Regions from separate parts of the Homo sapiens genome. Here region 1 is linked to region 2. A link is a loop called in an ENCODE intact Hi-C map of the cell type or tissue named here. Cell type or tissue: gastrocnemius medialis. All regions are shown on one strand. Links, peaks and the distances in the headings refer to the core of each region. The heading gives the core; the rest is flanking DNA. Region 1 overlaps ANTXR1 (ANTXR cell adhesion molecule 1). Region 2 overlaps ANTXR1 (ANTXR cell adhesion molecule 1).

What was found. A loop is a pair of places that touch in the nucleus more often than their neighbours do. Peaks named below come from ENCODE experiments on the same cell type or tissue, not always from the same donor. Only the 100,000 strongest peaks of a DNase experiment are listed, where the experiment ranks them.
Region 1: it touches region 2 in a loop (2.4-fold over the local background); 5 of 110 quality-filtered maps call a loop at or near these places.

Annotation. Positions count from the first base shown.
Region 1 is chr2:69,076,521-69,088,696 of GRCh38, forward strand. It overlaps ANTXR1 (ANTXR cell adhesion molecule 1), which reads left to right. Exons shown (of 18, transcript NM_032208.3): 8 at 888-968. Among named protein-coding and RNA genes, the nearest start is that of MIR3126, 21 kb to the right of the region's middle. In gastrocnemius medialis, for the core only: no CTCF peak of the experiment used is centred there; DNase peaks (open chromatin) are centred at 6,201 and 7,031; H3K27ac peaks cover 430 bases.
Region 2 is chr2:69,171,569-69,183,744 of GRCh38, forward strand. It overlaps ANTXR1 (ANTXR cell adhesion molecule 1), which reads left to right. Exons shown (of 18, transcript NM_032208.3): 15 at 10,218-10,313; 16 at 10,925-11,092. It also overlaps the pseudogene RNA5SP96 and the pseudogene RNU6-1216P. Among named protein-coding and RNA genes, the nearest start is that of MIR3126, 74 kb to the left of the region's middle. RefSeq lists enhancers at 1-183, 6,809-7,103 and a silencer at 5,789-6,083. In gastrocnemius medialis, for the core only: no CTCF peak of the experiment used is centred there; DNase peaks (open chromatin) are centred at 2,881, 5,953 and 6,853; H3K4me3 peaks cover 823 bases; H3K27ac peaks cover 2,324 bases.

The DNA of each region.
Region 1 (12,176 bases), core at 2,246-10,245, 96 kb before region 2:
TCATTAAGTGAATAAAACAAAATTACAAAGCAGTGAGAATAGTATGTGCTCACTTCTAAAATAGACATTTGTATGTTCACATAGAAAAAGTATGAACAGTGTCTATCAAATGGCTAATAAAGATAGATAGATGATAGATGAACAGAGAGGATTATGAGTAACGTTTGTTTTCTTTTTGTTTTAACTCTCCTGGATTTTCCTAAGTTTTTACAATGAGTAAGTATTACTTTTGCAATCAGTAAAAACAATAAAACATATTTTTTTAGAAGCCATACACAACAGCTGACACTGACTCTGTGGCAGTCACAGAACCACACAGAGATCTGGGGGCAGACAAGCCCTACATCGGCTTCTCCTGGCCCTCAGTTTCCTGCTACATAAAGCAGGAGCAGCCAAACCAACTGCAAGGGCCCTTTCCTTAATGGGCAGTTTGGGTGAAAGGTGAAGGTGGCCTCACCCAACACCAAAGCTTGAATTTAAATTTGCTCTGAAAGGGAACTTGAATCTGCTTGATTCAGATAAAGTTGCCAACAGGAATTTGGGTGAAGGGGAGAAAAATGAGCCCATGGCCTGTGCCCAAATTTATAAACATATCAACCCAGGCCAAGCGTTCATCAAGCTGGGCGCTCTTACCTCTGCTCCCGAGGAGAAAAGTATTGAAACAAATGTAAAAGCTGGAGCCAACCCTTGGCCTGCTCCAGAGAGGCCACTGGTGAGCTTGTTATTACTGATGGCTTTTCAGGGCAGCCCCTGAGCCCAGTGAAGGCCTCATATTCCCCTGGGTTCTGAATATAACTAGAGCCCCTTAGCCCCAACGGCTTTCCTAAATTTTCCACATCCAAGCCTAACAGTCTCCCCATGTGTTTGTGTATTTGCTGTGTTCTCAGCTGGCCCGGATTGCGGACAGTAAGGATCATGTGTTTCCCGTGAATGACGGCTTTCAGGCTCTGCAAGGCATCATCCACTCAGTAAGTAGAGCTCTTCCTCTGAGACTAGACATTCAGGCACCTTCCGTCTCTGATCTGCTATTAATACCCCAATTCCATCTCTCAAAGCCTGGTGTTTTTCTGCTTAAGAGAACATCATTTCTTCCTATATCTTTGTGTCTGCCACGTCCCATCTCTCCCTTCTGCCTTTTACACATCTTTTCTCAATTGTACCCTGCAGTGGAAAATTAACAATTGAAAGGGGCGCTACTCTGGCAGTGAGCCAGGCTTCAGGAGGCCCTCTCCGTTCTCCTAACTGGGCAGACTGTGGCTGGTGGTTTACGCTTGACCACCTCAGCTTTCCCATTGTGACTGAACACAAGCTGCCTTCAGAGCACTTGTAGGCTTGGACTTATATCACTTGGCCATTGGATGCACTTTAGACCAGGCTGTCCATTGAAGTCATCTGCAGAGATTTAAAAAGCACTGCTGCCTAGGCATCTGGTCTGGGGTGCAGCCTGGACCTCAAGAGTTTCTTTAACTCTCCCCAGGTGATTTTAATGTTGAGACCCACTGCTTTCGACCTATAATCCCCAAATACATGGGCTCCAGTGTTGTCCAGGGTTTGCACGGTCACCAGTCCTCCTTCACACATAGGTGATTTTCTTCACACCTTTTCCTGAATAGTAAACAGGACACTGGCTTCCAGGGCCTCTATTCTCCACCTCCCATACACAGGCAAGGCCCTTGGTCCAAATAGAATATTGGATGCTACTGTCTTAAAGCCTCAGCCAGCAGGTCAGTATGTGTGCTGCACCTGCAATGATGTTCAGATGCTCTGCAGCCTCCACCATTAGGTTTTGTGATCAGGCAGGCATCTGTGATCTTCACTGGCAGCTTACCAGGCTACAGACTTGGGGTCCAGGATGCAAATTCAGAGCTCAGGGGATCACTTTCCTCTTAAGACATCAAGGGGGTCTTGATCCAGGGGTTACCGGCCAAGGGCTCAGCATCTGCCAGCCCTCCCAGACCAACCCAGGAAAATTCCAGCATGGCTGTGCCTCCATGCTGCTCTCCCTTCAGGGTTTGCTAGGAGCTCCAGCAGAGTGGAATGCAGAGTGGGAAGTAAGAAGCTCAGAGCCCGGCAACCCAGAGTTTCATTGGCCCACGTACTTAACACTTAGAGATCCTTGGACATTTCTTGTTTGGAAACAGGGACTGATGATGACTTACATCATAGGCTTGTTTGAGGATTACAAGGATTACTGGTGAAAATGCCTAATACTTTTCCAGACATACAATAGGCACTCAAGGCATATGAATTATTGCCTCTTCCACTTCTCTTCCCTATCATATGACGGATATTAATGTCAGCTTCCTTTGATCCCCTAAACATTCTTGAATATGCATAAAAATCACTTGAGAATTATGTTTGTAATACCTATTCCCAAGAGATTCTATTGCATTGAGTTTCAGATGGATCCAAGGGATCCATATATTTCAAATCTGCTTTTTTTTTTAAGTGCCCCAGGTATGCTTTTAGAACATTGACATATCTGACCTTAAGAATACAGAATTGCAAAAATTCATCCCACCTCAGGTTGGGAATTTCTGTCTTAATTATGTTCCAATGACAGTTGTTTTATTCAAGAAGTGCTTGTTTGCAAAGAATATATGCCTCCTCAAGCTACCTTAACCAGAAAGTGGAAATTATTGATAGCATAGAGAATTATCAGACCCAGTTGTCAGTCCACAGGTGAAGGACTCCTACTCTAAATTATTTCTGGGGTCACTGTGGCATACTTGACAGTGTAAGCAACAAGAACTACAATAACCATGTAAAACAACAACCCAAGGGATGCAAAACATGATTAATAGCAGGACTGGGGGCCGATCATGGATCCTTAAGAAGCTCAGAGGTGGATTATTCTGGGCAGGAGTCCTCATGAGAAGGCAGCGCAGACCCGAATCATTGAAAAACCAGGGAAAGGTGATGGGTACCACCAAAGGAGAGATATTATGACCTCAACCTAGAGGCTGGAAGACAGAAAAGCATACTCAGGGGTCAATAATAATAATAATACCTATCTATCTAGTGGGACAGTTTGGGTAAAGGAGTCAGGAGTAATGGAAAATAAGCCTAGACATTGGGTTGAAACCAGATTAACATGAGCCTCGAAGGGGTTTTGCCTCTAACCTATAGGCAGTGGGTGTAGTTACTGAAACAAGTTAAGAAAATAATCTGATGGCAGTGCTTGCATACGTGGGAGGGAGACTGGGGATACCCAGAGACTGTAGGCCAATTAGGAGGCAATAGTCCTGCCTTAAGATGGCTAGATTCTGAAAAGGGACAACTCTTATCTGTTCAGACGTTCTTATGAGCCGTGTGCCTAACTCCAAGTGTTGTTTCCCACATAGATGATTGGACTCTTTTTGTATGCATAAATCAGTGTTGTCCTTGAATACATCAGCCTTAGCAACTCACCCAAGCTCAACATGAGCCCAAATGTTTGTAAAACTTCCTCCATCCCCAAATGGAAATAACTGCAAAGATCTTTAAGAAATTTTAGCGAAACTATCGTTCAAAATAGAAAGAAAACTAATTTGAGACTTTAGTCTCCAAACTTTTAGCTGAATGATAACATTCCTGTGAGCTTTTATCTGTGAGTTATGCTAGTGGTTTTGATCCTTCCAGTACTCGAAACCCATGTTTATGGCAGTTGTTCATTCGTTTGCTTGGACAGAGAAACAGGGACAAGTAGAGCGAGCTCATCTTTCTTAAATCAGACAGAAATAATTACGGCCTAAAAGTTGGCTAACTATTTTTAAGAAGTAGATTCATTTCCCCTTTTGGATACTGAAAAGAAAACTCTCAATTTCCCCCCCATCTGAAGCCTCTATCCCAGCTTGTTCCCATGAATGTTGTTTTGTGGCTGGTTATTTTCTCATAATAAAATAGGACTGGGCTTAATTATCCAAAATAAGATTGCAGAGCAGCTTCTGATAAGCTCAAATTCTTCACAAAGTTTTCTGCCCATAATGCTCATATTTTTAAACCTTAAATTAATATGCAGGGGCTAGTATTTATTCATACATCAAATACTTATTGAAAATCTTTTATGGCAGGCTCTGACCATTCAGTAACAACTAAAGCAGGTAGAGGCTCTGTCCTGGTAGAGCTTACAATCCAGTGGGAGAGACACATTAAAAACAAGTAAATAAATAATCATGTGGAATTAAAATTGTGATAACAGGAATAAAAGAAATAACATGGCCATGAGATTAAGAGTAAAAGGGTTGACAAAGAACCCAGGTTCCTTTGAAGAGATGAACTGAAGGACGTAATGGAGCCATCCATTGGAAGGGCATGGATAGAATGTTCTTGGCAGAGCACGGCCCAGTACAGTGCATAGGAGAATGAAAGACCAATGCTTAAAGTGAAGAAAGGCAGAAGATGACATGAAGAAGCAGGCAGAAGCTAAATCCAAGGACAATAGGAAACTATAGCTAGGTACAGAGTCTGACAATAGAGCAATCAGGCTTGAAATCAAGACTCAGGAAATCTAGACATCATGGCACTCAGAATCAATAGCATTTCGGCCTTTGAAGAAGAAAACTCACTATGACTTGAACACGTTCTCTCTATTAGCGCCTCTGCCAGGCACTTAACCACCACTCTCTGAAGAAGGATTTATTATCCCCATTTTATAGATGAGGAAACTGAGGTGCAAGAAGGTTGGAGAAACTGCCCTCAGGTCTGCCCTCTTATAATGGTGGAGTGGGGAATTTGAACTCAGCTCTGGTTCCAAAGATTCTGCTCTTTTCATGACATTTGGCCATAAATGTCTGAGGAAATGGAAAATCACCACTGGATTACCAGAAGCCAGTTGCCCAGGGCTTGGATTCATCAAATCCCCAGATGCTCTGCTTCCTCAATCTGATGCTCATGTTTTGATCTTTCCACTGTTCTTCAATCCTCTCTCCTTCAAGAGGAAGTACTTATGTGTCAGATTTTTTCAAAATGTTCCCACTTGTTTTCCATTTTAGTTTCTTAACTGAGAGGGATAGGAAAAGGGCAGAAGGAAATTAACAGCTGTAGAGAACTTACTTTGGAACCAGACATTATCCCTTTTTCCCATATAATATTATTTCATTTAAAAATCATAACAATGCTGCAAAATAAATATTCCTATTCCAATGTTACAGATGAAGAAACTGAAGCTCAGATAACCTGCCCAAGACCACACAGCCCTAAGGGGGAAAGCAGGGTTAGAACCCACTTTTTCCTTGACTCTAGAGCCCATGATTTTTCCTACCTCTATTTTCTTAGGAAGCTAAAAATAATCAAAACCACCATTCAGTGAGTTCGTACTATGTGCCAGGTACTGTGCAAATCATTTCACATAATCATCTCCTTGAATCCTCACAGGTGCCATTTGATGTAGAAATCATTACCCCTTTTATAGAAGTAGATACTAAAAGTTCAGAGAGATTCACCAACTTGTCCAAGGCCACACAGCACAGTGAGTAGTGATCCCGAATAGACTCAAGTCTTTCTAATGCCCACGATGTGAATGCCCACTGTGTTCTACTAAACAATGCAGGCAGGCCAGGAAGTAGCTCCATTTCAGAGAGGAAGACACTGAGGACTGAAAACGTGAACTGGCTTGACAGAGGCAAGACCAGAATCCATGTGGCCTGATCTGAATACACCGTGGATGGGCAGGGGAGCACTTTGCCTCTTACTACCAGGTAGAGACCACCTCCAGAAATCATTACTGCCCAACGGATGAAGTACCATCGTCCTGAGAAGCTGGAGAATTGACACAGGCTGCAAGGAACATCTCCCCTTCCACACTTGCACAGGACTCTACCTCTGAGCACCACGACAGTTTTCCCACTCGCTTCTGCAGAATATGGTGATAAAATTACAAGAAGAAGTCTGGATGGCTGGAAGATTGTAGCCCTTGAAGCCAGTAACACTGTAAAGGAAGAAACTATTCCTGTGCCTTCTCATATTGTGGCTTCTTCAGGGAATTTCCACCGACCACAACTGGTGAATTTAGCACCAGCCCTCGAGCAAAAGTATGAAGCAAAGGTCCAGCAAGGCTCCTGGGTCTTTGCTTGCCTTTTCAAAAGTGTTTCAGGCAGTGAAACAGGAACCCGCATAAAAGCTGGGTTCAGATAACACCGAGATGGGTCAGCAGCTTTGAATCCCAACACTCGGCCTGGTTACCGTGATGCCAGCTCCTCCTCCCAGCTATCCCCACTTGGTGTGCAACTGAGGGTGGTGCCTGAAACCAAGGACACTGTCTGAAAAGGAGAGCCCACAGCTGCTGGCACCAAGCCATCTCCATCTAGGAGAATTTCCCTCGAATAAATATTTAAGCCGACATCAGGCTTCCTGTTAAGGAGAGTGAGTCAGCACATAGAGCTTTCTGCATGTTTGATCAACAATAAACAACAAGCATTGAGCAAACACAACTATGTTTGCAAGGATTTCTCGCAAGCTGTGGCATGACCATCCTTGTTATCAGGGAAACTGTGAGATCAACGGAACCGAGGAATCAATCTATTCCATGGTATATATAAATTTATTTTATTTATGAAAACCAGATCCTGTGCTGATTTGTCCCTTCCACTCATGGGAAGCAATGTAATCCCCTAATCTGGCCCAGGCCCTAACAAAGCTGTGATAAAAGGTGAAATCTGTCTTCCAGGCTTGCCTCCCAGCTACTCTTCCAAGACCCCAACAGGAACTGCAAAGGGTTTTCCTGTGATCAGAATTCATGTCACATTCCCAAAGTCCTGGAAAGTGTCTGCCTTATTGAACTAATCCCTTTTCCAGGGCTAGCAGATGGGGAGGCACATTTCAGCAGCAGCAGCTCTTCTCATAAATCAGGCTTGTTGGTCACTGGAGGCAACCTCCTTCCCTTCCTTCGCCCCATCTGAATCCTGTCCAAAGGCACCCTTCAGTCTTCCCATCTCTACAAAGCCTGCCCTGCTCTCTCCTCTTCCATGAGCTCTCCCTGCCTTGGACTCCAGTGGCACCAATTTTTTGAAGCTCTTGCTTGGCATGTGGATCTGTTCCATGCCTCTGCCATTCCTCCTGGTCACATGCTAAGTTGTGCAATCCCAAAGACTGCCCTATGTGTCATATTTCCCATGATATGCAGCCCTGTGCTTTGCATATTTATTAATTATAAAGCAACCCAGAGTACCATAGAGCTTTTGTGACCCAGGGAAGACCTACACTGCACAACAAGAGGGCAGTCTGTGGCTCCGTTTCTTGTAAAATCCCCTCAGCCTCTCCCCTCCCCTCTCTTCCAAGATTGCATCTGTAAAACATGGCATTCTGGGCACCATTCACATTAGCAGGCTTGGATACGAAACATAAATAGAATCAATTGTAATTTCTGTAGTGGGCAGAGAATCTTTTTTCAAAAAAATCTTTTGCCTCAGCAGTCATTAATTAGACTCAGATTTTGCAGACACTCAGACCAGGCATTTCTCCTACACTATTATTTCTATTCAGCTTATTAAAAAGTCCAAATTGAACAAGAATTCCCAGAGCTTGAACAGGCTACAAAGATTGCAGAGGGGCATGTTCAGTTAATCCTCAGATCATTCCTATTCTTCCTGCAGCCCCTCCTCCTATATTGAGGAATCTGCTGAGACCCACTATAAAAGCAACAGCAGAATTTTAGAACGAAATCAGCTCCCAAGAAAGGCCACTCACTTTTCCAGTCTGCTCATCTTACTAAATAAACCACATTTTGAAGTTCCCAGCTCTCTGAGCTTTTCTCCTGCAGACATGAGAAGAAAGTGGTTTAGTGGGGAAACAAATGAATTTCCTACTTTTAGAACCTTGTTTATCCTACACTCCTTTGGATCGGATTCTCATTGAGTGTGAAACTAACAGAGTAGCATCTATTTAAGTGAGTGGGGTGCCCTCCCTCAGACAAAAACTTTGGCATGTTTTAAGAATAAGCTTTATTGTTTAAGATACACAAACTGCTTCAAAATGTGTTTTGTTGCATGTAAGCGTGGTATAATGTATTTGGTATAGTGTATTAGTGTACATAAAATCATATATGAATCCCAGAAATACGTGTGTATAATATTCCATATTTGTATTTGTAAAGTTTTTTTTTTTTTTTTTTTTTTAGAGATGGGGTCTTGCTATGTTGCCCAGGCTGGTCTCAAACTCCTGGCCCCAAGCAATTCTCTCACCTTCACCTCCCAAAATGCTGGACTTACAGGCATGAGCCACTGCACGTGGCCATATTCCATTTTTATTTAAAGTCAGATTCTATAGAACTGACATGGATCTGGGGTAATGTCCATGGTTAACAATATGTGTGCCTATTAAAGTGTGGAGAATTTAGTTAGAAAAGGCAACTTTTTTTTTTTTTTTTTTTTTTGAGGCAGAGTCTCGCTCTGTTGCCCAGGCTGGAGTGCAGTGGCGCTATCTCGGCTCACTGCAAGCTCTGCCTCCCAGGTTCACACCATTCTCCTGCCCCAGCCTCCCGAGTAGCTGGGACTACAGGCGCCTGCCACCACACCTGGCTAATTTTTTGTATTTTTAGTAGAGACGGGGCAACTTTTTAAACATTTTATTAATTAGAGATTAAATCATTTCAAAATTCATGGGGACAACATTGACAGTCCTGAAGATGTGTTTGAGCCAGTTGTGTGTCCCAAGCTGCCTGGCTATCCCCAGGCTTATCCAATGTGCTTTCTGCCATCAGCTGTAATAATGTTTGTGGCGCTTCTGTGGGAGGCTGGGCCCCACCTGCCAACTACAGTTCTCTATGTTTTTCCCAAGAAAAGGGGTTGAGGCCTTTACAAAGCGGCCGACCTAATACAGGGGATTATGATATGCCTACAACATTTTTTTTTAAGGTAAGCAATTTTTTAAAAATGAGGTGTTGAAATTGGCCTCTTGGGAAGGCAGCAAGTCCCCAAAGATGGTGGTACTTAATCAGACGAGGGGAGTATTACAAGATGCAGCATATGGACTTGTATTCAGAAGACCCTGAGGTTACACTTATAGGGGGAAAGGGAGATTAATACATAATATGCTACAATGCCAGTTTATTAAGACGTGCAGGAAGTGTGTCATTTATTCATTTATTTATCCAATATTTATTTAATGCCTACTATGTGCCAGGCTAGTCATTGTGAATATAATAAGTAAAAACAAACCCAGTCCTTCTCCTTGTAGAGTTTATAATCTAAGAAGACAGTGACCAAACAATAAAAAAAAAACACTGTAAATTATAAACTAGGATAAGTTATCTAAAGGATGGCAGTTTACATTAAAATGTGCATGGATATAGAGATATTTCATTGGTCAAATCACCAGCACTTAGGTGGCAGAACTCATATTGGATTTGGAGAGTGACAGAGAGAGCAAGGCTAACTTAAACGTTCAGGTTTTTGTCTTAGACAACTGAACAGATGTAAATGGTCGGTAGATACTTAACCATCCTTGACACCAGCATACTTCAAACCCCATACATCTTTAAACCAGAATTTGCCCTTTACAACAAATAAGACACCAAGGAACATGCTCTGAAAGACTTTCTGAAATATGTGTGAAAGCAAAAGACACCTATACCATCAAGGGATAAAAGAGATTGGTCCATTATAAACACACAAAAAAGTTCTCCAACAGGAAATGGCCAAGTAAATAAAGATTGGTTGTTTATTAAAGCAAGAAGCAGAGCAAGTAGAAAAAAGAAATGCCGTGCCTATGATAAGGGAGGGATTCCTTATAACTCTGTGCAGATATTCACAGTTCTGTAAAGATTCTTGAGAAATCTCTGCATAAACTGAGAACTTCATGACAAAGGACATTAGATTTTTAGAATTTGAAAAAATAAACTCTTCTATACAACCCGGACTGGTCCACAGTGGATTTCACTTTAAATATATCAAACAGCTCCTGTAACTTGGCAAAGTTCTTGTACATCCGCTGCCTCTCTTACTCGTCCTCCCACCAATAATCCAATGAGATGTACAAAAGTCAACTTACCAGAAACAACACATGACAATTATTTAGCTCTTTATGGATTTCAAACATACTTTTCCATCTATTTTCTCTTTGAAATCTGTCCAAAAGTTGGCAGGAAAATAGCATTAACCTTGGTTCAGCTTTTGTCAGCAAATATGATTAAGCAGAAGGCCAGGGGTGGGCGATGGGGCGTAAGCACATGTGAACCACGGTCCACGCCCAAAAGTAGCAGCAGTAGCAATAGTAATGACAAAGGAAGAGCTAACAGCCACTGTTGTTTGAATACATGCCAGACATTCTCTTAAGTGCTTTACTGCCAAGGTCATTTTGACCACTCTTCTTGGTGCCTTATTTTCATAAGGTGCTCATGCTGGCTGGTGACCCAAGGGTTATTAACTTTCTGTGGATCGATCACATCTGTCTAGTTCTGTCTATAAGACAAAAACCTTGTCAGTTTTCCTTGATCTCATGCTCTCCCTCACCGTCCAATCCAATATGAATTTTATTACCTAAATCTGATTGATTTTCCAAACAAAATATCTCTGCGTTCATGACTGTTATTTTATTTAACCATCATACAGCCCCTTGAAGTTGGTGTTTTTCTTATCCCATTTTACAGCAGAGGAAACTGAGATTTGGAGGTTTAATAACTTGTCCGAGTCCACATGGCCAGTAAGTGATGGGACTTGGATTTGAATATAAACCCATTCAGAGTCCAAGTCTATCTTCTCAGTCTCCAGAGCTTAAGTTCTTGATAGTAATAGCTACCATTAGTTGATTACTTATCAGGTTTTAGGCACTGTGCTATGGGCTCTGCCTGTGTGATCTCATTTAATCTTCCCACACAACAACTTTATGCTCGTACTTCAGGTAGATACTATTGTTATCCCACTTTTATAGAGAGGAAACAGGGACTCAGAGAGGTTATGGAACCTGCCCAAGGTCACACTGCTCATGAGTGAGTTGACCTCAGCTATTTGATTCCAGATTCCAAGCAATTACTCAGGATACTGAACTGCTTTCCAAAATTGGGGTTCAGAAAAGTTAAGGGATTTGTAAAGGAGCATAGGTCAGGTAAATACGGACCAGGGCCAAGACCCAACTCTTCACATGGGATTATACTTGAGGCATGCAGTTATCTTATCCCTCTCTCCTCTGCAGATCAATCATACCCTCACCTTAAAGCCTCTTACCTCTAACATCAGCCTTACCCTGTGTAAGTCTCTTCCACTGCATCTAGTGATTTCCCATCAGCGATTCCCCAGTGCTGTGTCTACACCTCTGCCATGGCTACCACTGCCCGGGCCTCCCTACCCCCACACAGTCTCCAGTCCCTGAGCTGATCTGCTGTCTGCTACAGTTCAGACAGGCTGATTACCATACAGTCTTGGCTGCTAAGAACCACGAGAACCCTTCAAATCCACCAACTGCCATTGTGACTTCCTACCTTTTGAAACCAGACATTTCAAATGAGTAGGAGCCCCAGTCCCAGACAAATCCTGCCCATCCCCCTCACTGATAAATTTTACTCTATTGGCTGTATTGCATCCTTCCAGATGTTTTAAGTTAAGATTGGGAAAGCTGTGTTTTTACTGGATTGAATCACAGTGCTTGGCTGGCATTTTTTGGCCCTCCATACACCCCTTAGATTTATCAGCTAATTGCAGACACTTTGAGAGAATAATACAGCATGTGTTTATTATGACAACCCCTGTTAGTGTGCCTTTGTGGTTAAAGATCCACGGATGGTTCCTTTACCAATCCCTGGTTAAGGATCAGAGTTGGTTCAAAAAGGTTGGTTGAAACTCGGGTTGGGTAAAAATTTCATGTGTGTGTTTGGGGAATGGGAACAGGACTAGTCCAAAAGCTCTTTTTAAATTCTTGGACTGTTTTGAAGTCTTTAGTTTTGGATGATAAAATGATTTATTAGGAGATGTCAAATGCCTGAGGAATTTTATTTAAAACATCAAAAAACAGCTTTGTGTTGTTCTAATATCACTGTTTAATAAGTTTCTCCCTCTGGGCTACCTCTATTTCTCAAATGTGGGCTGTCTGGAGACTTGTGCCTGAGGACAAGTCAAAGGGGGTGGCTTCCTCCCTTGGTCATGGCAACCACTGGCTGAAGTACCCCATCAAACAGGAAGAGCCCAAGAGCAGCAAGTTCAGGGATTGGCAAATGGACAATCTTCACAATTCAGGCAGGGCTGTCTGGGATGAATCACTGTGCACCA
Region 2 (12,176 bases), core at 2,739-10,738:
GTTGTGTTCAGTTAGAAGGGTTGTGGCTTTTTCTTTTGGCTCTTGCTCTGTATTTGCCTTTAGAAGGTGACGTGGCAGCCATAGTGGCCAAAGTGCACCTGGGGATGTAGGTTAAGACTGGGCTCTGACTTACCCCAGATCCAACATCTAGCCTAGGGTTGCACACACAGTACAAGCTCAGCAGGGACTTTTAGGATGAAGGACCCAGCAACACAATTTTGGAGCCAAGTAAAAAAGCCCAAACTAGAAAACCATCTAGGAAGGATAGCTAAAAGCAAGGAAGAGAAGTAGTTGAGTTTTTTCTGTTTCATAAAAGTTGTAGTTACACCCAAAGAAAGCTGACTTCATTTCCCAAACAGAATGACAACCTCAGAATGCTTGAATCTAAAGGGTTATGTTAGGCTTAAAGGAGTTTTTGGGCTGAAGCTTCCTCACCTGTCCCCTGTCACTCTATCAAAGGGATAACTCACGTGAACACCTGCAGTTGATTATACTTGGTCAGACGTGAGCTGGACAGATGACTAGTACATTTCATTGGCTGATGAAAAACAAAACATTCCCTTCCTGGAGTCTAGATCCCCTCCCCTCCATTTCCCTTTGAAACCCTCTGACTTAATCAATTAAATATGACGTCAGAAATAAATCAAGAAACTACCCAAACTGGAGACCTAGGCAATAAAAATTTAAACATTGTACTTTTTAGCATCAGGCGCTTTTTGGCATGTGCTGATTGCCTTAGCGTGTGTGTTGGCCCTGTGAGTTAGGCCACCTAATCTCCTTCCTAATGTATTTTGGCAGGAAAATAAAATAAAATAACAAGAAGAAGAAAGAAAGAAATCCCACAGAAACAGATAACCTAACACAGCCCGTGCAACGTATTTTATACAATGCTCTGAAAATCATAGTCTCAATCTAGACAGTCTTTTCCTCTAGTTCCCTGTATTCAAATCCCAGTGTCTAACATTCAATAAATAGCTATATGAAATCAAACACTCTCTGCCGTATATATGAAGACCTTCAGTATTATTTATCCCAACTTTCATCAGCTCTATCAACATCATATTCTGAGAGAGGCATGTCTACTATTTAAATAACTAAACTTAGAGAATGAAGATAACTTTATAATAAGCTCTCAGTGACCTTTTTAATAGAAAATATAAAAATTCAGAATGGAAAAAGGAACTATATGCTGAGATTCTATGTAACCAACGGTGACACACTTGTATGAAGAGGGTACAAAGAGAAATTACTTGAAACTTGAAGAGCTCAATAGAAGCAAGGAAGCTCAGTTTTAACAACTAAGAGGGACATTTCCTGGGTTAAGAATCTTCTCAAGTGGCACCAGTGGGGATCCCTCCCTAACTCTCCAGTTACTCCAAATAACTGGCAGTTCGTGGGAGAATGCAGTAATGGAGCACTTCATGTGACGGTTTTGTTCTGCATGTAATCACCTTCCATGGATTTTATGACCATATTTGAGTTTTTATCAGCCTCATTCGCCTGCAAAAAACAGAGACCAGTTCAAGCTAGTCCAAGATGAAAGAACTCAGGTAGACTGTGGCTGGGGAAAGAACTGAGGCAGCTCTAGACACCACCCTCATGGGCTTTCGATTTCACTGCTAGCAGCTCTGCTTCTCTCTGGGAATTTATTCCCTTCTGCCTTCTCTTACTGGCCGCCTCTCTGCCCTTGTAACTCTGGTTTGTACAGAGCCCTCTCTCCTGACTCCATCTGATATTTCTAGTCTTCATTTCACCATCTGCCCCCAGTGCTTATAGCTGAGTCTCTCAGTTTCCATCTTTCAGTTCCCAATAGGGGAAAATACTTGGTCCAGCTCATCTTTTCACTCCAGACCATAGATCATCAGTCACAGCTCACAGCCAACCAACAGACTGGTGCTCTTGGGTCACATCTGGCCAAAGAGAAGCTTCCTAGTAAGCCCCGTGGCCATGGTGAGAATAGCTCCCCTCAGAAGGAGGAATGGACCTGGTGCAGGCCCTGTGGCCTCTCTGAAATAGTATTGTTTCAGAAACTAAACTTCGGTCTCATTAAATACTATCAAAATAAAAGCTACACCCAGGAATCCATACCATATTCTTCCAACATCTGCCACTTTTACAGGCTCTCAAAGATCCTATCGTTCCCAATATCAAGCATATTTGAAAGGCAATAGATAGCAGGAAGCCCCATGACTGAATGGAAAGTGGGTTATGGCTTAGCCCCAAGCAGCTCCATGTCTCAGACACACACAGACCTACATATGAAGTAAATGTACTGGAAAGAGAAGATGCTTCCTTTCCCATGTCCTGTCTCACTCTATCAAAGGCATAGCTCTGGAAACACCTGCCATTTTCTTCCTTAATCACACTGCCTTGGCCAGACCTGGGCTGGACAGATGACTAGTACATTTTATTTGCAATGAAAAACAAAACATTCCTTTCCTGGAGCCTAGAGCGCCTCCCCTTGTTCATTTCCCTTTGAAACCCTCTGGCTTAATCAACTAAATATTATGTCAGAAATAAATCAAGAAACTACCCAAACTGGAGACATAGGCAATAATAGTTAAAACATTGTACTTTTTAGCATCAAGCAAATCAAGGTCTTAGAATCTGACTTGAGGGACATTAGAGAAGTCAAATAGGGTAGAGGTAAAAGGTATGTAAGTAGCCCCAATGTTTTTTGATATTTAAAAATCTTATTTATTCAACAACTCTAGAATGAGTGCTCCTGTGCGCTGATAGCAAGTGTGAGATTCTCTGCCAGAGTTGCCTTAAGAGAGTGTGTAACTGGGCCAGGTACAGTGGCTCATGCCTGTAATTCCAGCACTTTGGGAGGCCGAGGCGGGCAGAGTACTTGAGACCAGCCTGGCCAACATGGCAAAACACTGTCTCTACTAAAAATACAAAAAATTACCCGGGCATGGTGGCACATTCCTGTAATCCTAGCTGATCAGGAGGCTAAGGCAGAAGAATTGCTTAAACCTGGGAGGTGGAAGTTGCAGTGAGCCAAGATCACACCACTGCATTCCAGACTGGGCGACAGAGCAAGACTCTATCTCAAAAAAAAAAAGAGAGAGAGAGAGAGTGTAACTGGACATTTATAAAGTTGGTGACCTAATCAGTCCTAATCAGGAAGAAAGGCAGAGATTCCTGGTGGATATTGCATGTGAATGTATGAAAATTAATAATAATAGTGGTTAATTACTGAAGATGACATTTATTGAGCATTTATAACTATCCAGGCAATTATGTGAAGCACTTTTTGTGGTACATTTCATTTTATCATTCAGCAGCCCTGAAACAAAAGTGTGCTATTATGAACCCCTACCTTATAGATGCAAAACTGAGGTATAATGAGATTAAAATACCAGTGGCCCCAATATTTCAGTTATTAAGTGATGGGACTGGGATTCAAACTTGTACCTGAAAAAGAAGCATAGAGCAGTCTTTCCTCACTGGTCCCTGAAGACAATGTAGCTCCTGCAACCAAGAGCAAGTCTTCCTGATGCTCATTGTTGGGAGCATCAGGTGCTCCTTTCTTGAGTGGCAGTGTCACCTGTCTCTGACCCGTGTCACTCACACAGGGCACACAGCCCCTTTTAAGACTGACGTAAAGATGGTTACTTATTTTCTGTGCTCTGTCCATGGCCCTAGTGTGTAGCTATTCTCATTAGCTCTCTTATCCCTATGTTTCCCGCCTGTCTTCTCTTTCATGCTCCCATGTCACCATGTCTCATCATGAAGCTTTAGAATATATCTGGGAGCTTGGTATGGTGACTCACTCCTGTAACCCCAGCACCTTGGGAGGCTGAAGCAGGATTGCTTGGGGCCAGGAGTTCGAGACCAGCCTGGGTAACATAGGGAGACCGCCCCCCGCCCCCGCCGCCGATATCTACAAAAATAAAAATTAGCTTGGCATGGTGGCTGTCACACATGTGGTCCCAGCTACTGGGGAGGCTGAGGCTGGAGGGTCACTTAAGCCCAGAAGCTGGAAACTGCAGTGAACCATGTTCATGCCACTGCACTCTAGCCTGGGCAACAGAGCAAGACCCCAACTCTTCCAAAAAAAGAAGAATGTGTCTTCTTGTTTTAATCATGGGTTAGTATATATGCACTGGGGGGCGGGTGAGAGTGGGAAAGGATGTGAATATGTGGACATCTATAGGTTGGTATTTTGTATCTGAAGGGAGAGGGGTGCCTATTGAAAGCATTGATGCCCATCCAGTGAACAATAGGCACCTGGCTTTGAAGGATGAGCTTATTTTCAGATTTATTATTATGCTCACTGATCCTAAAAATTTCTCTGTGGCAAGAAATGTTTAGATAGGAAAACTGAGCTATGGAAAATTATACAGGGCCAGATAAGTTGAACTCCTAATAGCAACAGGTCTGGCATCCTTCCAGCCATGTCTACACAGACACCCAGAGTAGCCTCCACCCTGGAGGGATGAAGGGCCAAGCTACTGTCAGGCATCTTCTTGCCAGTGACCATTAAATACACATACACAGACACCCCCCCACACACACATACACACACACACACATACACTCCAAACAGAAGTCCTAGAGAAGGCCCAAAATTCCGTATTCTATGTTTTAATACTTTAAAAAAAAAAAAAAAGAACATTGCTGCTAGGAAAATAAACACCTTATTCTTTACTGAAGAATACAGGACAATCCTTGTGTTGTCTTTAATCACTTTGTTTACGTAAACAGATATAATGGTGCCATGACATGTGAAATGCGGCTCAGAATGGTGAAATCTTAAATCCTCTGGAGTGTTGTATTTACAAACAGAAGTATTGCTGGATCTTTCTGACTTGCCAATTCACTCCTAGGAGTTTACCTCCAAGACTGACATTGAGGGGATCTCCCTGACTTCTCCCCAAAGACCAAATGAGACAGTCCTGCCAGTTCTACTTTAAGTTCTGCCCTTCGAAGCCTCCCAGACCTGGGAGTTTCTGTAGCCTTAGTCCTTTAATTCATGTCGTCATTCTCACGAAACTCACTCCTCTATAAATGTAAACAATATTGTCGACAGCTGAGTTCTCTTTATTTTCTCAAAATATAACACTGTGCTGGCAGGTGATGGGGACTCAATGATAGTTGCTTGAGTTAGTGAAATAATTGACAAATAAAAATCTCTTGTTGAGCTTATGCATTTAAGATGTGCTCCAGTTCAATGACATTTAAAATTAATTTAAAAGCTGATTTAAAGCTACTGCCTTGGGTTTGATTCTCTTTCAGTTATGTGCTCCTTTTCATTGATAGTTCCTATTGAAACCTGCAGTGAACTGGGAGTTGTAAGCCTTCTTGAGTCAAACCGGCCATGTGGCTCTTCTAGTAAATGGATACCAGAGAAGCAGGAAAGTTAAAGAACTTATCAATTGAGTCTGAGAGGGCCACCCTTTGCACAACTCCAGGGGACGCTATTCACATCAAGTCTGTGGAGTTGTCCCATGCACAGTATACATGCAGGAGTGAGGCAGTCCCAGAATCTGGAAAATTCATCCTTTCTACCCTCTGGTTTGCTTAATAACTAACAGTTAAACGTGTTGAGTGAGTGGAAGGTGGAGTTGTGGAAACTCATGAGGCGAGAGCATTGCATTCTCTGGGGAACCCGGGAGTTCTTGGCAGAATAGGTTACGCTTAAACAACATTAAGGGATGGGTAGAAGCAATGGGAGAAGGGCTTTCCAGGCATGTGGAGCCCTGCATGTTGAAGCGTGGAGCTGCACAAAAGCCTGGCATGATTGGGAAAGATGGGAAAAGTTCAGGGTCTGAGGACAGCACAGGGCTAATCCAATTACAGGCTAACCAAGTGAGTTCACAGACTTCATCCTCTACAGCTGTTTCTTCCTCGAACAGCACTGTGCCTGCAGGCACACCCAGGTCTGCCTGAGGACACGCAGGTCAGAAGGGGCCTCTACCATCTGAGGAATGTGCTGCCATTTGTGTTACCCAAGCTCCAGCCAGCTGGACGTCTGGAGCCACCACATCCTTTCAGATTTAAACACAACTTCCCTTGATGGGAAACCGGCCTCCCTCCCCAATCCCTGCGGTTTCTCCCAGGCACCACTGACTCCTACTCCTCGCTTCTTCCGCGTTATCTCATCTTCTCGGTTTGCTAGACACGATCTAGCAGCTCTGGCACAAATCCAACTGCGCAGCAAATTTTACTGAAGGTTTAAAAGTATAGTGCAGCCCACAACCCCTGACGGAATATTAAAGGGACTCTTATTTACCACCGGCCACCCCCACCACTCGGGGGGATTGGGGGTCGTAGCTGTTCACTGGTAGCTCTGCCCCACTCTGTTCTGCTCATCTTCTCATTCCCCACAAGCCCCTGATTTCTCATTCACAGCAATTGGGCTCATCCAGCCCCATCCTCCAATAACCATAGAGGACAGCAAGGTTTTTGTTTTGTTTTGTTTACTAAAGGAAAGCCAGCTCACACTGAGGATTTCTATACTGGTGTTTTCTCCCTCCCTGCTACCATCCTTGAAGGGCAGTGTAGGAGGAAGATCTCAAGAGCCTTTATGATTTAATGAGATGTAAAAATCCACCCTCCAGTGCTGCCGAGTTTCTTAGTGGCCTTGCTGAGGGGCTGGGATTCTACTCCGTCCATTTTTGGCCAAATGGAAAGACACATCAAAGATTCCCTTCTCTTCCTGGGGATTGCAAAACCCTTCTGTCTCCAGAATGTGTAAACAGACCCATGCTAACTGCAGGGGAAACTCTGACTCTCCCGTCCGTCAGCCCCTGGGCCTTTGTGCTGCCTGGTGCTGTTGTCTGAGCTTGGCAGGCCAGCTCCGGTCAGGGGATTAAGCGACGGGCTCGGTGGCGCGGCAGCGTGTGGAGATTGCCCAAGCCCTAGGCATTTCCTGTTGCGAGAAGGCCAGGCCCTGCCCTTGAGCACGAGGGCGGCGCCTCCTTCCCCAGGCCAGGGACAAGAGGGAGGAGCCAGGGACTAGAGGGAGGGGCCAGCGGCAAGAGGGAGGGGCCAGGGGCAAGAGGGAGGGGCCAGGGACTAGAGGGAGAACTGCCCCCGTGTGCAAGTGGAACCTGGAAAGCGGGGAAACCGGCTTCATGCATCTTACTATATCCTGAGCACTCAGCGGGGTTGCGAATTAGAGAAAGCCAGTTGTAAATCCTTCTTTAAGTTCTTTTCGTAAAATATAGGGGGAGAAAAACCCCTGGACAAGGCATCAGAAAACCACACCAGAACTTCACCTTTAGGGGTCACTTCATTTCTCTAGATCTGACTCCTCTTCTGTGCAGTGAAAAGACTTAATTAGATGAGCTCCTAAAAAATTAAGAGGCTCATGAACCTAGTTGAGTCCCCTGTGGAATAAAGCGGCTTTATTCTTGGAGTTTCTTAACGTTCGTGGTGCTGCTGTGTTCAGCTTTAGGGGATAGAATTTCTGTTATCTCCTTTGGAAAACTGCCCCAGACTGGGAATGCCCAGGCTTTCAGAGCCATATTTTGTATATCTGTGTTCACAGCCACTTACACAGAAACATACATCCACCTCCAATGTAAAGTTTAACCACATATAGGACATATAAGATTCCTGCTTTCACATCATAAGGTGAAAGAAACCTCGGAAATTCTAAGGTAAAGTAATATGAACTATAATATTTTATTGTGTTGGGGACTTTATTTTGTTATATTTTGCAGTTATAAATTATCAAAATTAAGTCCATGTGCGGTGGCTCACACCTGTAATCCCAGCACATTGGGAGGCTGAGGTGAGAGGATCACTTGAGCCCAGGAGTTTGTGACCGGCCTGGGCAATATGGCAAAACCCCATCTTTACAAAAAATAGAAAAATTAGCTGGGTGCATTGATATGTGTCTGTAGTCCCAGCTACTCAGGCAGGCTGAGGTGAGAGAATTGCTTGAGCTGTGGTAGTTGAGGCTGCACTCCAGCCTGGGTGACAGAGTGAGACCCTGTCTCCAAAAAAAAAAAAAAATTATCAAAATTAGCAGGTACAAGGAGAAGTCAAAAATGAGCGTGTATTTGTTGCCATCAAATGATTGGAAAAGCAAACCACAAAAGAACAAAATCCAGACTGGCCAATGCTGAGAAACAATCAAAGGAGAATGAGGTTGCATGAGTTCAAATCCAGCTCTGTCACATACAAGCTGGGTGACCTAAGTCATTTAACGTCTCTATTCTCGTTCTCTAAAATAGGAATAATAACACCATGTACCTTCCTGGGTGGTTGCAAGATTAAAGGATTAATAATACATTTAAAGTGCTCAAAAGAGTGACTGGCACATAACATGGGAAAGGCTGCATAAATTCAATGGTGTGTTATCATGAATGCAATATGTGTTTATCGAGCACCTACTTTGCACTTAGAATACAAGGGTCAGCAGAATCTGAGAGCGAGCAACCAAGTAAGAGAGAGAGAGACACCCAAGTGTCAGCTGTCAGAATGTTGTACGTCCTAGTCTGCTGTGACCTCTCTGTCCTTTAAGATGTATTAAATTTTTTGAAAATCATTTTAAAGAAGACTGCCCATCCCAAGCACAACATGTAACTCAGGGAGTCTTAATGTGCCAACATGTTTCTGCTTTGCTTTGTCACCTTTTGTCCTGACCTCTCCTGCCTTTGCTTTTTTGCACCTTGCCTCCTGCATGGGGTGCCCCATCCCACGCAGTGGTGCCCTGCATAGGACTTCACCCAAATGCCACCAAAACAAGGCTGTGAGAAGCAGGCTTCAGCATTGTGAGCAATTTCTCCCTCTTTTGTTCATTCCTCTGCTTTATCAACCCCTTTTCCAGCTTCCTTTCTCTACCCAGGAGAGAAATCATGCCACTTCCTTATAATCCATCCATGACTATAAATGGTGATATTTTTCTCCCCACAACAAGAATAATTACAGTGCCAAGATGAAGAGCAGTTGCTACATCTCCTCCCTTTTTCCATCCACAGTTACAAGTTCCTCATCTTCTTTCTTCATCTTAAAAAATATAAACACTAACTTCTTGTCACTGAGCTAAGTTGCAGACACTTAATTAACTGCTTTATTTGAGTCATCTTATTTAACTTATTTGTAAATTCAACAGATAATTCTTGGGCACCCACCACATACAACATAGTGCTATTCTAAAGACTGGGAATACAATTGTAAGCATGACAAACAAAAGCCTCTGTGGAACGTACGTTCTAGTGTGGAGAGACAGATATTAAGTAAATATCAAGCCATGATGAGATCCTTAACTAAAAATAAAACAGATTGATGGAATGAAGAGACCGCGGCTACTTTAGAAGAAATTTCCAGGGGAGGTTTCTCTGAGGAGTAATATGAAAATCCATCCATCAGAAGATGGGGTGGGGGAAGTGCTTTCCTAGACAAGGGGACAAGGGGACACTGTGCACAGGCCCCAAGACAGGAATTTGCCCAGAGTATTTGAGAGAGGGCAGGCAGGCTGGAGCTCAGGAGGAGGGGGGCACATGATAAGGAAGAAGGCCAGAAAGGTGAGCAAAGGCCAGAACACACAGGGCAGAGCTGGCGTTTGCACTTACTCTGCTGCTTTGTGGAGAACAGATCATAGGTGAGTCTTAGGGCAGCAGGAGGCCAGTTGGGAAGCTACCACAGTGTCCATGAGCAAGTGCATGGGGGCTTGGGCCCAGGATAGTGGTGGTGGGGATGGAGAAGTCAACAGATTTTAGATCTTTAAGTAGTAGCAACAGAACTAGCTGGCAAGTTGGGACAAGTTGGGGAGAGGCAGTAAAGAAGAGAGAGGCAGTGGGGAAGACTACAGGAGGAGCATGTTTAGGGTAGGGAAATCAGGACATCTCTGCTGTGGTGTTGTTGAGATGTTTTTTAGCCCCCAAATAATGTGAATGTCAAGTGAGCAGTTGGAGTTCAGAAGCATCAGGGCTGAAGATGTAAAGTCACAAGTCATTAGCATGTAGGTGGGGTTAGATGCGATTCCCACAAAGGAGTAGAGCTGTAGAAGAGAACAAGAGAACAGGACTGTACCACAAACTTACCAGGTAGCACTGCTTACATTCCCACTCTACAGATAAGGAAAACAAGCTTAGGTGGTTTCAGTGATTGGCCCAAGGTTCTAGGAAACAGTAGCACTGGGATTGCACCCAGGCAGTCTGACTCTATAAGCTCTACTCCTAATCACTTGGCTGTAGTAGGCAGGTCCACACAGCAGTGCTGTTTTGCTTCCTTCATGTGCCACAATTTCTCTGCAGGAAGAAGATGATGATGGTCTGCCTAAGAAAAAGTGGCCAACGGTAGACGCCTCTTATTATGGTGGGAGAGGCGTTGGAGGCATTAAAAGAATGGAGGTAAGAGGACAGCTTCATATACACTTATCTATGTGCTGACTACTCCCATCGAGGTACCAGCCGGGCCTGACCCTGCTTAGCCTCTAGATATCAGGCATGCCCAGGGCAGTATGGCCGTAGACCACACTGATGACTCAATGTCAGAAACCCAAAGCAAATTGCTGAAAACCTCCTTGAGGTCTGGTGGGGATATGGATTGTAAGGCAGACGGATGGAGAGATAGGAGGGACAGCCTTTCACTGTGCGTTTCCATGTCTTGCCCACCGTGAGTCAGAGCAGGTCACACATCAGCTCAAACGTCCTCGTGATTTCTTTTCTCACTGGAATAAAATCCAAAGTTCGTACCTGAACCTGCAAGGTCTTTGCATGTGCTGTCCCCGCTGCCTGGACAATTCCTCCCTAAATATCCACCCATGTGGCTCAGCTCTCTGCTCCTTTGGTCCTCCCCTTTTCTCTTTTTCCACAGTTTCCCTCTTCCCTGGCCCTCAAAACCCAAAGGAATCCAGGGTTGGGTAGCATTCACATTGCAACTCATGCATGTATTTGTCATTCTCATTCTCGAGGGGCAGCATATTTTGTCATTTCATTTCATTGTATTTTGTTTATTTTAGGTTCGTTGGGGAGAAAAGGGCTCCACAGAAGAAGGTGCTAAGTTGGAAAAGGCAAAGAATGCAAGAGTCAAGATGCCGGAGCAGGAATATGAATTCCCTGAGCCGCGAAATCTCAACAACAATATGCGTCGGCCTTCTTCCCCCCGGAAGTGGTACTCTCCAATCAAGGTGTGTCTCTTTACTCAAAAAATCTATCATCAGTCCTGATAAAACACTTACATAGTGAAGAATCAAAATCTTTCCACATGATAAAATCCCAACCTAAAACCCAGCTTATCACAGGGGAACAATTATCTAAAATTATGGACTTGAAAGTACTAGTAATTACTTTGTCAATTTCCACATAATCTGGGTTGAAAACTAGGCTTTTTAAAAATCACCGTGGTGCTCACTTCTGCAGCACATATAGTAAAACTGGAACAATATAGAGAAGATTAGCATGACCCCTGGGCAAGGATGACATGCAAATTCGTGAAGTGTTCCATATTAAAAAAAAAAAAAAAATCACCATGGCAAGGTACTGGAAAAAGCATGGACTGTGAGTCAAGTAACTTGGGTAGTAACCCCAGAGAGTGACTATAAATTTCCATAGCATCTCATAACTTCACTTAGCAGACAATCTACTATCTAAGAAAAATGGCAGCCTTCTCCTTAATGCTAATCTCTACTCCTTTTGCCATAATATAAGCCCATTCCCTTTTATTTGCGCCTCCTGCCAGTGTATCAGGGCCCACCAGCAAATCTCACTGGTCATGGATCTAGGACTCACTCTTTCTGGTTGTAAGCAAATCTTTTTTCTCCACCATCTGTCTTTCCCCCACACCTCCAGATCTTAAAATCCTCTTTGGTTTATTGGGAAGTGTAAACCGTTGGAGGCAGTTAATGTTTCCTAAAGGCCTCTTTTTTATTTTCTATTTATTTATTTTTTGAGACAGGTTCTCACTCTGTCACCCAGGCTGGAGTGCAGTTGTGTGATCTCTGCTCACTGCAACCTCGACCTCCCAGGCTCAAGCCATCCTCCCACCTCAACCCCCAAGTAGCTGGGACTACGGGCACGCACCACCACACCCAGCTAATTTTTGTTTTTTTTTTTTTTTTTTTTTTTTTGAGGGACGGATTTCACTATGTTGCCCAGGCCTGTCTTGCACTCCTGATAAAGCAGTCTGCCCACCTCGGCCTCCCAAAGTGCTAAGATTACAGGCATGGGCCACCATGCCCAGCCTGAAGGCCTCTTTTCTATTCTTCTTGGTCC